2 separate regions of the Homo sapiens genome follow, and region 1 is linked to region 2. Evidence: chromatin loops called from intact Hi-C (ENCODE). Cell type or tissue: endothelial cell of umbilical vein. All regions are shown on one strand. Region 1 overlaps SPATA31H1 (SPATA31 subfamily H member 1). Region 2 holds the start of FNDC4 (fibronectin type III domain containing 4).

Evidence for each region. Peaks named below come from ENCODE experiments on the same cell type or tissue, not always from the same donor. Only the 100,000 strongest peaks of a DNase experiment are listed, where the experiment ranks them.
Region 1: it touches region 2 in a loop (4-fold over the local background); 5 of 110 quality-filtered maps call a loop at or near these places.

The regions. Positions count from the first base shown.
Region 1 is chr2:27,565,831-27,568,330 of GRCh38, forward strand. It overlaps SPATA31H1 (SPATA31 subfamily H member 1), which reads left to right. Exons shown (of 5, transcript NM_032266.5): 3 at 214-268; 4 at 459-554; 5 at 905-2,500. Among named protein-coding and RNA genes, the nearest start is that of ZNF512, 16 kb to the right of the region's middle. RefSeq lists an enhancer at 69-1,268. In endothelial cell of umbilical vein, no CTCF peak of the experiment used is centred here; a DNase peak (open chromatin) is centred at 1,021; H3K27ac peaks cover 2,268 bases.
Region 2 is chr2:27,493,805-27,496,304 of GRCh38, forward strand. FNDC4 (fibronectin type III domain containing 4) reads right to left here and starts at 1,396. Exons shown (of 7, transcript NM_022823.3): 1 at 1,074-1,396; 2 at 743-899; 3 at 547-662; 4 at 126-330. The coding sequence starts at 875. In endothelial cell of umbilical vein, no CTCF peak of the experiment used is centred here; no DNase peak of the experiment used is centred here; H3K4me3 peaks cover 1,396 bases; H3K27ac peaks cover 246 bases.

The DNA.
Region 1 (2,500 bases), 72 kb after region 2:
ATAGCTTACATCTACTGTATGATGAAGGCAGCATAGTATGGCTTTTTGAAAAATCTTGAGATGGGTTAAGTCTGAGATCTACCACTAATTAGCTTTATGATCTTGGGTATAACTTCATCTTTGTTTCCTTATTTGCAAAAAGAGGGGGTTGGACAAAATGATCATGATCATCAATAGTCATGAGGCTGACAGATTCTTCACCTCTTCTCCCAGATCCACAGTGGGAAGAAAACCTCAGGATGGCTTGCACTGAAGCTAACCTGACATGGTGAGTAAAGCCTGTCTTCAGCCTATTCTACTGATAAATTCTGTGAAAGTTAGACGTAAAGTACCTGGACTCTGTTTTACTTCCTTCACTGTGATAGCTTTCTCCTTTCTAAGTTAAATCTCTCTTATTGTTTTCCTTACTGGTACTTTAATGAAACTTCAATTACATTGACATACACTGTTGCATCCAGTGTTTCAGAACTCCCTGTGGGCTGGACCCAGGAATATATACTCTGGTCAATGGAGCGGAGCCTTCAACAGATCTTCCGATACCTAGAAAGCGCAAGGTCAGGCAATGTAGTTTCTGGGTGGGGATTGAAGGTGGTAGAGGTTTTAAAAAGAAGAAAGGAAGGGAATGAAGGAGGGAGGGAGAGAGGGAGAAGAGAGAGTTTGTTTTGTCTGTGGGGGTAGTTCTGGGTTCAAACTGGTGGAAGGATCATTTCTGGGTGGAATGGGAACAGTTTCCTCCCTTTGTCCTGGTGGAGAAATTATTTCTATAAGTAATTGATGTTGGGGAAAGAAACTTTTTTTTTTTTTCAAATTCTCCTTCAGGCCAAAAATATTTTGCATTTGAAATGGCCACTTTTTTCGTTTTCCTATTTCAATGCAAACTGAAACATTTCTCTTTATTTCTTAGATCAAGGCTTGTGGAACAGGATTTGCCTGAATCACAGGATATGATTTCTTCCTCTACCACCTCTGTTCTTGTGGCTCAGAAGACTGTTCTATGCTGTTGTGACTATAAGAAAGCAAAACATTCTACTGACCACAGCATCTCCTTTAGTTCATCATGCAATGACTCCAGTCTGTCTCATCTTCCTGTCTTTTCTGAAGGAACAACTTGGGAATTCCGGAGCCATAGTTTACCTATTTCCCACAAAAAGCAATCCTCTGTGTTCAGGAACCAAGGCAGAACCCTGCCTCTTTTTCAGCTCTCAGAGCCCCAGAAATCAAAAATTTTTCAGAATTTGGCAGATCTTTCACCCTTACAACCTCAGAGCTCTTTTATCAACTCTATTTCTGAACCCCTAAATATCTGCAAACAAAAAAGGAAAAAAAATGATGAGAGAATGAGCAAGAGTCATTTGACATCAGATCATGAGCCAAATTCTGTTTCCAAGGAGAGACCACGACTTCCAAGGTGGGCTACATTCAAGCTCTCTCCTTCAGTTAGAAGGGAGCTAGAAGGACATATGTCTCAGAAGGTTTTTGCTTTGCGGCAACAAACAGCACCTTTACCTTTGAGGAAATCATGGGCAATGCTGAATTATATAACTGAAGTACAAGGAGGAGTTGCTGAATCAGAGAAACCCCAAACTCAGTTATCTATGCCCATTCATCAAAACACTGAGCAAAATATCAACAACAAATCCTCAGACCTTCCATCATTTCAGCTCCATGTGAATGCTGGAGTGGGATCTGGATCAAATAGCACAGAAACAAAACTTTCACAGTCACTTATCTCAGATAAGCAGTTACAACCTGGGGATGGCCCTCAAATCCTTGGATTCAAGCCTTTAGTTACATCAATGGGCAGTCTACCTCCAAGAAGTTTAGAACTTAATGTAATTCAAGAGGAAACTCCTTTACTGAAGAATGATCCAAAACATGTGCTAGAGCTTAGTATAGAGGAGAGGGTCATAGGTTTTCCAGAAAAAAGGATACAGCAGCACAAGACACAAGTGACTAATGTGGAGTTGACCCCAAGGCTATCATATCAAGTCAAAGATAGCCTAAAGGTAACTCCATTGGCACTACTTCGGGTCATGGATTCAATGGGGATGATCCCAGAATCACATTCAGAATTTGCGGGTTTGTTCTCACAGCTGCCAAGTCAAGTTGTGAAACCAATGGAAACCATGGAAACAGTGAGCATAACCCCCAAACCACCAAATCAAGTCATTCAATCAATGGAGGCAGCCCCAAGGTCTCAGCACCAAGTTATGGAATCAGAGAGGGTGGCCACAAGATTACTGAATCAAGTCACAGATAATAAGAAAGTAACTCCTGTAGCACTGCTTCAAGTTATGGATTCTATGGGGATGATTAACAAATCACATCCATGTATAGAATCAGTGGGAATGACTCCAACACCACGATATCAAGTCATAGAGTCAGTGAAAATGAACACATTGTTGAACCATCAAGACACAAAACCAGAAAAGATGAATCTAAGGCCACAACATGCAGTTACGGAAACTGTGGAAATGATGCCAGGGCCACAGCATAAAGT
Region 2 (2,500 bases):
CCTGGCAGTACAATGAATTAAATCATCCTATTCAACTCAGCTAGTCTGTTGCTTGTCTTGGGGAAGTAAGTAAGAGGCTGCAAGCCAGGTAAGCAGCCAGAGAATCCAATAGCACAGATCCTCACCTGGGCTTGAACTGTTTGAAGGTAGCCGGTCAGAACCCTTGAGAGTTCGGAAGTGCACCCGGGGCCCTGGGGGACTCTCTCCCCGAAGGCCGATGCTCCTGACCTGCACTGTGTAGTCACTGTCTTCAGCCAGGCCCCAGAGGGCACAGGCCCGGGTGGTGGTGTTCACCTCCCGAATCACACGCTGCCCGGGGCCATTCTGCCGCTGCAGGGAGATGAGGGGAGAGGAGGACAGCCTCACCCCAGTGCCAGGCCACAAGGCTCAACCAGAGACTCTTCAACATCCAAGCACTCCGGGGGAGTAGCGTGAAAAGGGCAGCCTGAGCCAGGATACGCCAGCTTCCAGATCCCCCCCACTTAAGTGAAGAAATGTGCCGAAATCCAAGGACACAGGTTGGGGGAGCAGAAGGGTGATTCATACTTGCTGGGAAATGGAGTAGCCAATGACGATGTTGCCTTCTGGGACGTCCCAGGACACAGTGGCCGAGTTGGCTCTGAGGTGAGTGACCGTCACATTCACAGGAGAGGGAGGCCGGTCTGCGGGAGCCAGGGTGTTTAACAGGTTTCACCCATTGACTAGCTGTGGTTGACCCTCAGCCCCGTTCCCCTTTACTTACCTGCTCGCACGAAGCCCAGGTCACAGCTGACCAGCAGGAGGACCGTGGGGCTTAGATATGGGGAAAGGGGCACCAGCGAAGCCATGTCCCCACGGAGTCCGCTGGGGGGGGAACTGTGGCATCCGCTTGGCATCCGCTTGACATCCAGGCGGGGCTCCTGGAGATGGCAGGAGTTGTGGGGGGTCAAGGACTGCCCAGAACGCACGGAGGTCGGGGGGCAGCAGCTCTCCTGGGCTCCCCACAGCTCACAACAGCCCTATTTTCTCTACGCCCTCCCGCCCCCGCATTGCCCGGGCGGCCCCAGAGTGCGGTCCGCCCTGCCCACACCCACCTCCGCCGGTCCTCGCGGTTGGTCAGGCCTCGGGGGGCTGCTCGGTGCCCAGAGGGCGGCCCATCGCCCGACTCGGTGGCGCTGCCCCTACCCCATCCCGGCGCGGGCCCGGCGACGCGGGCAGCGCGGGGCCGAGCTGCGGGCGGAGCGGGCGCGGGTCTGCGGAGCCCCCAGGGCTCGAGCGGGCCACGGAGTCTGTCCGGGAGCAGGGGGCGTTGCCCGGACGCTGGCCTGGGTCCCCGGTGCGGGAGGCAGTGCGGCGGCCTCCGCCCGCCCCTGCAGCGGGATGTGACCGTCCCGGAGAGCCAGCCGCCGCCTTCTGCAGCGCTGGCCCCGCTCGCTCCGCCGCAGCCCGGCCGGGACGCGCGGGCCCGCCCCGCCCAGCCGGGGTTCTCGCCGCCGTCATTCCCCTCCCGCCCCCTCACTCCCGTCCTCTCGGGGCTCCTCCCACGACCCTCCCAATGGCGCCTCCGGAGCCCCCATCCCTTATCCCTTCTCTCTCCCAGCTGAAGCGGACGAGTCGGCGGGGGCGTGGGGGGTGAGACGCGGGTGCTAGGGTCTCCGGCACCTGGGAGATCCCCTTCCTCCCCGCGTGGAAGAGCCAAGTTGGGAAGAGGAATTCCACCTCCAGTGCCCGAGGGGCTAACAGGAGAGGGGAGAGAGTGAGGGAGATAATAATTGCTTTAACAATCCCTTACTTGTAGACTGCGTCAGCTTTTAAGTCTCTTTTCCATTCATAATCTCATTTAATTCCGTTCGCTTTCTCATTCATTCTTTCATTTATTCACCAAATATTTATTGAGCATCTCCTATGTGTCTGGCATTATATTAAAACCTGGAGATACAGTGATTGTTAAGAGTGTTGGGCTTCTCGGGAGAATCAAAGCGCAAAGACCTATGGCTTTTTTAAAAAAATTATTATTCCTTTCTTTTCTTTTTTTGTTTTTCTAAAGCTCTACCACTTACGGTGTGGTTTTGGAGAAACTGGTTTATCTGTGCTTCAGGTTTCCCACCTGTAAAGCAAAGCGTGTGAAATCTCACAGGGTTGTTGTGAGGCTCAAATGAGACGGGAAAGATCTTTATAAATCTCACAACACTATGTGACTGGATGATGGAGATTAATTTGCACCAATCTGTTAGTTACTTCTTTGTTCAATAACATGTAAGCCCTTACATTATATCATGCTTTGGTTGAGCTTGAAATCTGAATTGAGAACCTGGGTGTGAGTCCCAATTTGTCCAGCTGTGTGATCTTAAGCAACCAACTAAACTACTCTGAGCCTGTTTCATCATCTGAAAAATGAGGGTGTCAATATTGACCAACATCTTAGTGTTGGTGTATCCAATGAGATACTGTCTGTGAAAAGTGTGTTGTTCAGTGTAAATAAATGTTGGCTAACATTGTATTTAGGGCAGATTCTTTGGTT